Linked DNA regions of Homo sapiens: region 2 is linked to region 1. A link is a loop called in an ENCODE intact Hi-C map of the cell type or tissue named here. Cell type or tissue: endothelial cell of umbilical vein. All regions are shown on one strand.

Evidence for each region. Peaks named below come from ENCODE experiments on the same cell type or tissue, not always from the same donor. Only the 100,000 strongest peaks of a DNase experiment are listed, where the experiment ranks them.
Region 2: it touches region 1 in a loop (7-fold over the local background); 3 of 110 quality-filtered maps call a loop at or near these places.

What each region holds. Positions count from the first base shown.
Region 1 is chr1:64,822,530-64,826,529 of GRCh38, reverse strand. All of the region lies in intron 11 of RAVER2 (ribonucleoprotein, PTB binding 2), which reads right to left. Among named protein-coding and RNA genes, the nearest start is that of RAVER2, 79 kb to the right of the region's middle. In endothelial cell of umbilical vein, a CTCF peak has its summit at 2,153 (motif pointing right); a DNase peak (open chromatin) is centred at 2,169.
Region 2 is chr1:65,073,845-65,077,844 of GRCh38, reverse strand. It overlaps the pseudogene LOC100129205. Among named protein-coding and RNA genes, the nearest start is that of MIR101-1, 17 kb to the right of the region's middle. RefSeq lists silencers at 2,200-2,249, 2,270-2,319. In endothelial cell of umbilical vein, a CTCF peak has its summit at 2,259 (motif pointing right); a DNase peak (open chromatin) is centred at 2,274; H3K27me3 peaks cover 284 bases.

The DNA.
Region 1 (4,000 bases):
CCTCTTCTTCTGCCCTAAAGGTTGCTTGCTGTTCCTTTAACAGACCAAGCATGTTTCTGCCTCAGTACCTTTGCACTTGCTGTTCCCTGTCCCTGGAATGTACTTTACATAGATATTCATGTGGCATACTCCCTAAAGTTCTGGTCTTTGCCCAAGAATCAGTTTTACTATGAACCCTTCCTTGACCACGTATTTAAACTCCAAGACTTCCCAGACACTCTTTAGCCTCCATCTTATTTTCTCTGCAGCGATCACTATTCCTTTTACTAATTTTTTCCCCTAAATGTAAGTTCCATTCTTATAAGGATTTTGATGTTTTGTTCATTGCCATATCCCTAGTGCCTAGAACAGTCCTGTCATATAGTAGACATTCAGTATATACTGGTTGAATGAGTAAATGAATACCTTTCAAAAAATATTTTCTAAGCATCCATTCCCAGCTCCTTCAGCAAATAGTCATGGGCCATGGTCTCTGACACTCTGACATGGAAAAACTGAACACCGTAATCTACTAGAGCCTACCAAAGCAAAGGTTAATGTGCTTCTCGCTTTGGGCACCTGCCCTCTCGTTAGAATTTCAAATTAGTTGGCTCTTTTAAATGTTGCTCACCAATCCAATCTTTTGCACACATCTACTATGAAACCCATTCTCTATGCAGTCGCTATTTTATTCTTGGATTTTAAAAAGTTAATTTTCTTTTATTAAAGCAAATCTTTTTATTTTCATGTAAATGTAGACTTTCTTTTATCCCATTGATTTCCAAGTGAATGTAGAAACAGAATGTCACAATATCATTTGTTGACTGCCAGTTTTTAATACAATGTATCTTAAGCTCAATTTTTAAGCTCATGTCAATAATTGAACTGGTGGCTAGTTTTCAAAGCCATCGTAAGAATTGGGGAAAGGGGAATCTTGACTATCCCTCAGAAGATTCCTTTGGGATATGTTAATGTCAACAGTGAATTCCATTAGGCTCATCTGCTATCAGTCCAATTAAAGATATTTATTATTGTTGTTCTTCTGAAAAGAATATAAGCATCTAGCAGGTAGCCCTTTAAATACAAAATGAAATTTGTTTTCAGAAAATTCTGCCTCAAGGACTCCTCAGTCTCACCCTTACCTTCAGCCCCACTTCACCTTTTCTAAGTCTTGTCTCTTCAGTGGAGTCAGGTATACGGAGAACCAAAATGGGACTGCACTAGTTCTCCTGAGATCTGAATCAAGCCCCTAATGTCCCTTTCTTATAGCTTCAAGTCCAGCTTTTAGATTTCAGACCTACAGAAACATGAATTAATTTTATCATTATTTCTGCATTAAACATTTTTAAATTTTTATTTAAAAATATAACTTTCTCCCATTGTTAAAAATGTTTCAAAATCAATATGCTTCATTCTGTGACATTAATGATATAATAAAATGTCTCTGTCTGATATATATACATAACAAATGTTTCCAATGTTCATATTCATATTTGCCTCTCAGCTACTTGTCTTTCTTCATATGAATAATGGTTGAGTCCTAACTTTGGATTTAACGATTCATCCCCAAAAAGGTATTGCACAGCACTAATTTTTTTTTTTTTTTTTTTTTTTTTTTGGGAGACAGGGTCTCGCTCTGTTGCCCAAGCTGGAGTGCAATGGCGGGATCTCGGCTCACTAAAGCCTCTGCCTCCCGGGCTCAAGCGATTCTCCTGCCTCAGCCTCCTGAGTATTTGGGATTACAAGCGTGCACCACCACACCCGGCTAATTTTTTGTATTTTCTGTAGAGACGGGGTTTCGCCCTGTTGGCCAAGCTGGTCTTGAATTCTTGACCTCAGGTGATCCACCCACCTCAGCCTCCCAAAGTGCTAGGATTATAAGCATGAGCCACCCCGCCCAGCCGAAATACATTTCAACAGCTTGCTTTCCTTACTTCCAGTTTTTAACCAAAATCACTTTTTAAAAGTACTTTCCAAGTTATTGTCTAGGGTTAATATATAGATAACCTGTGCTCCCATAATTGTTGTTTAAAGTAGGCTTATGTTTTAAAACATATTTTGTATGGTAGGTGTTTGTCACACGATTCGGATCTATCACGGTCCATACAAAAATCCACACAGCATTCATTACATAACACAATGTACTTTTTGGCAAGTCTGTCTGCATTATTTGACCACTGGGTGGCAGCATTAGGCTCCATATGAAAGGACCAAGCATTCATTTTCCAGGTCTTTTGTTCATTTTTCTTTCCTCTTCCCCTCATCACATCATCTCATCATATATTCTGTGGTTGATTCCCTGGAACAGGCAGTCAGCCTCCTGGCAGGGGAGATCCCTGGAATCAGGGTAACACAAGAACACACCGTGCAAGTAGATAACACTGCTGTGCTGCATGCTGGACAACTGCCACATATGGCAAGTGTTAAATGAAAAACAAAAATCAGGCCGGGCGCGGTGGCACATGCCTATAATCCTAGCACTTTGGAAGACCAAGGCAGGCAGATCACTTGAGGTCAGGAGTTCAAGACCAGCCTGGTCAATGTGGTGAAACCCTGTCTCTACTAAATATACAAAAATTAGCTGGGCATGGTGGTGGGTGCTTGTAATTCGAGCTACTCGGGACGCTGAGGCAGGAGAATCACTTGAACCCAGGAGGTGGAGGTTGCAGTGAGCTGAGATTGCATCACTGCCCTCCAGCCTGGATGACAGAGCAAGACGCTGTCTCAAAAAAAAAAAAAAAAAAAAAATCACAACTTACACAGTCATATCAAACAGCTGAAAAACCTCTTACATTTTTCTTTACATTATTGGGACTATGTCAAACTGGAAAGGTGCTTAAGATATATTTTTACCTATTTTAATTAAAAGGGGAAGGGTGAAATGTTTTGTCTTTGACTGATTATAATTAGATGTTAGATTTAGGTGTTTAATAGACATTTAATAAATGGGCTCAAAAGCTTCTCTTTTAAGGTAGACTTCTCCCAACCATTTGACATAGAAGGACCTCAGAATCTGAAATTTCAAACTCAATTTGTACATTCATATTGACAGGATTACATAGCTGACTATAATGCTATTAATAACTGCTAGAGTGTATACTACAAATTTTTAAATAATTTATTTCTGATTTAAGTTTTCCCAATCATAGTTCAAATATTCAAGACATGCAGTTTTTGAGAAAATTCACAGCTCAATGGCAATTCTAATTAATTATTACAACTGACTAGAGAAATGGAAGGGGTAGTCCATTTAAAACTGATTTCTAATTAGACCTAGATCTTGAAAAACTGATCTGATCTGTTTGCTCATAACTAACTACTTTTAGGATCTCTAAAACACTAAATGAAAATGCTATTCTCTGTTTAGTACAGTTGAAGCTTAATTTCTAAAGAGTCCAAAATTTGTTGATTCACAAGGTTCACCAACTTACGAACAACTATCACCACAATTGAATTCTAGAGTATTTTTATCACTCTCCCCTCCCCAAAAAAATCCTGTTAATCATACTCCCCAACTCCTCCTTCCTCCAGCCCCCAATAACCACTATCTACTTACATTCTCTATGGATTTGCCTATTCTGGATATTTCATATAAATGGAATATCATATGTGGACTTTTTGTCTGGCTTATTTCATTTAGCATAATGTTCACAAGGTTCACCAATGTTGTAGCATGGATCAGTACTCCATTCCTTTCTAGTGAATAATATTCCATCACGTGGATATTACCACATTTTGTTTATTCATTCATCACTAGATGGACATTTGGGTTGTTTTCCTTTTTGGCTATTATGAATAATGCTGCTGTGCCAATGCATGTACACATTTGTGTACAGACACAAGTTTTCAATTCTCTTGGATACACCTAGGAGTCAAATCCTGGGGCCATCTGGTAATTCTATGTTTAACATTTGATGAACTGCCACACTCTTCCAAAGCAGCTGCACCCTTTTACATCCCACCAACCCCCAGCACTGTATGAGGATTCCCATTTCTCCACATCCTTGCCTACATTGCTATG
Region 2 (4,000 bases), 250 kb before region 1:
TGAGCCAAGATCACACCACTGCACTCCAGCCTGGGCGACAGAGTGAGACTCTGTCTCAAAATTAAAAAGATGCTGAACATCATAAGTCATCAGAAAAATGCAAATTAAAACCAAAATGAGATACCACTATACACTTACTAGAATGGCTAAGACAAAAAAGATTGACCAAGTGAACAAGTGTTGACCAGCATATGGAGAAACTCACATATTGCTGGTGGGAATGTATTTGGATTCAGAACTCATTCTGGTGGTGGCAAGACAACCGGCTTTGATGTGATTTATGATTCCTTGGATTATGCAAAGAAAAACGAAGCCAAACATAGACTTGCAAGACATAGCTTGGATGAGAAGGAAAAGACCTCAAAAAGAACACAAGAACAGAATGAAGAAAGTTAGGGGGACTGCAAAGGCCAATGGTGGTGCTGGCAAAAAGCCACAGGAATAAAGATGCTGCATGACGTTATCTGCAGCCACTGTGTGGACTTTTCATAAGAAGATTAATAAGCTAATAACTTTCATGTGGCAAAAAAGTTTATATGAAAGTGCAAAGAATCCAGAATAGTGAAACAATTTTGATAAAGAAAAAGTTGAAGGATTTACCTGATTCTAAAACTTACTACAATGCCACAGTAATCAAGAAAGCATTATAAAGACAGAACAATAGATATTTAGATAAATGGAAGACTAGAAAGTCCAATAGCAGACTTCACACTTTTGTTGTTGTTGTTGTTGTTGTTGTTTTTGAGACAGAGTCTCACTCTCACCTAGGCTGGAGTTCCGTGGCATAATCTCGGCTCACTACAACCTCTGCCTCCCAGGTTCAAGCAATACTCCTGCCTCAGCCTCCTGAGTAGCTGGGATTGCAGATGCGTGCCACCACACCTGGCTAATTTTTGTATTTTTTTTTTTAGTAGAGACGGGCTTTGCCATGTTGGCCATGCTGGTCTTGAACTCTGGACCTCAGGTGATCTGGCCTCCTCGTCCTCCCAAAGTGCTGGGATTACAGGCATGAGCCACTGTGCGGCCCACGCTTTGGTTCAATTGATTTTCAAGAAACGTGCCAAATAATTCAGTGGGGAAAGAATAGTCTTTTCAACAGAAGGTGCTGGAACAGCTGAATAACCACATGCAAAAAGATGAAATTTGACCTTAACTTCACATTATATACAACAACTTGAATAAAACAGGACAAAATCTTTGCAGCCTTCGATTAGGCAGATTTCTTGCACATGACAGAAAAAGCATGAACAATCTAAGACACAGCTGACAAGTTAAAACTTTATAAAAATTAAAACTTCTGCTCTTCAAAAGACACCACTGAGAAATGACAATATTTGCAAAACATACATCTGATGAAGGACTTGCATCCATAATATATTAAAAACTTCTAAAATTCGGCAATAAGAAAATAACCCAGTAAGAAATGAGCAAAATAGACCACGCATAGTTGCTTATGCCTGTAATTCCAGCACTTTGGGAGGCCGAGGCAAGAGGACTGCTTGAGCCCAGGAATTCAAGACCAGCCTGGGTGACATGGTGGAACAAAAGAATACAAACAAATACAAAAATTAGCTGAGTAGGGTGGCATGGGCCTGTAGTCCCAGCTACTTGGGGGAATGAGGCGGGAGGATCACTTGTGCCCAGGAGGTTGAGGCTGCATTGAGCCATGATTGTGCCACAGCACTCCAGCCTGGGTGACAAAGCGAGACCCTGTCTCAAAAAAAAAAAAAAAAAAAAATTCAAAACAAAATGGAAAGCAATTATGCCCTTATGACACCTCCTTCCTCTTTGGCTGGCCTCTGAAACATCTGGTGCCTCAGTAACTCTGGGGTAAATTTCTCCTTGAGTTCTCCTCCCCAGAGCCTTGGAAGGCCTTGAGGGAGACCTGGAGTGGATTGACTAGCAAGTAACCCTAACCCTGGGGAAGCATCTTCTTTCTCTTGGTGGAGGTTAGAAACAGAAAACTGACAAACAGGAGCACATGTAGAAGACCATGCACAGGATGGCGAAGGCCTTATAATCACGTCCTAGTCATTCTTCATTCTTCCATCAAATACTTGTTGTCTTCACTCTGCCAAATAAGTCAAATAAGTGCTGTGGCTATAAAACAATGAACATTACTGACAAGGTGCTTGCTCTCATGGAGCTTATATTCTAATAGTGTAAAGCAGAGCACAGAGCATACATAGCTGGGTGGATAAATAGAAGAAAGTAATAAGAAAACAACGTTAAGTCCTCTGCAGTTAAAAGGGTGAGAGCACAGAATGACTGAACCACAAGAGGGAGCCAGTCGTGCAAAGACCAAAGGGAGGCACATCAGAGGCACCATTTCTGTCTTAACTGCCATAGCCATTTGAAGCCCTCTATTCCATCTTTAACCAGCTTAAATTTCAGAGTCGATCTGTATAATCACTCCCTGAACTCCCTGACCACTTTAATTCTGCCATGCTGGTGGGCAAAACTGCAACTCCGGTTAAATCCAACTTTCCACCCATACTGTTTCTGTACCCATGAGCTGGTCATAGATGGAAAACAGACAGACAGATAGACAAACACACCCACCCACACACACACCAAGCTGTTTGGTCTTACTTTAAAGGTATCACTAGGAACTTAAGTAGGCCCTTGCTATTTTCCCAGCAAATGTCCTGTATTTCCCTGGTCCTTTCACTCTCCTACTCTATTCATGGACATTTTCATCTCTGTTCTTCTCTTCTCCCCCATCCTCACTCTCAGCTGTCGACTGTGCTTCTTTCCTCACTGAAAAAACTGAAGAATCAGAAGAGAACTTCCATTCACTCTTACCATGCACACTTATCCATGCAGGGGTACGGCTTTAGGCCCTGCCTTTCTCCCTGTCAGTAAGGAAGCACTCTTGGTGCAGCCATGCAAAAGCCTCCACTTGTGCGTTAGATCTCACCCCTCTCGCAGAATAAAGAACACTAGACCAGCAAATCCTCCCTGTCTACCCTACTTCATCAATTTTTCCTCTACTGGATCATTTCTATCAGTATACAACCATGCTGTTGTGTCAACCATTTCAAAAACAAAAATCTCCTCTTGACAGCACTTCCCTTATTGGTTACCTTCTTATTTCTCTGTAACCCTTGTAGCCAGTTGTCTATACTAGCTGTCTCTAATTCCTCTTCTCCTATTATTCTCTCTTAAATTCTCTCCAATCCAGCTTTTGTGCACCACTGAGCTGAAACTGATCTTTCCAAGATCAACAAAACCAGCAAAACTCTATCAGAAGGAAAAAAAGAATGAGGCAGCTGTAAGTTAGGGAAGACGTGTTAGGGGAAGGAAATGGGCAGAAGAGGACTAGACTGAGTACCTGTAACAAAAGAATTCCTTACATGTGTTGTATTCTTTCCACTCCGTTTGGACCATAATTATATATACATATATGTATATATATTTCCTTATTTTCTTTGGAATCTAGTGTTTCCCAGATTGTCAAAGCAGGCTATTAGAGTGAAATCTGAATATTAGACTAATCTGCTCACCATTTAGGGAAAAGGAGAGTAAAACAAAATCATAGCAGTGAGAGAGCTTTTATTTTATGTTTGCTTACCTCTGAAATTGACGTGAAACCTCAGAAACCTAAAAGTCTCTTTAACCTAACCAGGAATGATTTAAACAGTCTAAGAAAGAGTTGCCCCCAAACAATATCCCTCTATTCTAAGATAAATGTAGTTGTGGTAATTTTGCAGCTATCCCTTTTTAAAAATGGCCCAGCCAGGAATTATGTATATTAACCTCAGGTAGCTTTGAAAGTCTGGCTGCAGTACTGTGCTTTCTGATCTTATCAGTGAGAACAACTGTGACTTACCTCAGTGAGGTGGCCTCACTCCTTTAGTGGGCAGGGTGATTCCTATGGATCTAGCACCAAATGAGGTAAACATTTAACAATTACATTTAACAATTGTCCCAATCAGTTGGTTAATATAGGGAATCTCATTAGACAGTGCATATCAGTGTCTGGGAAAATGCAAGTAAC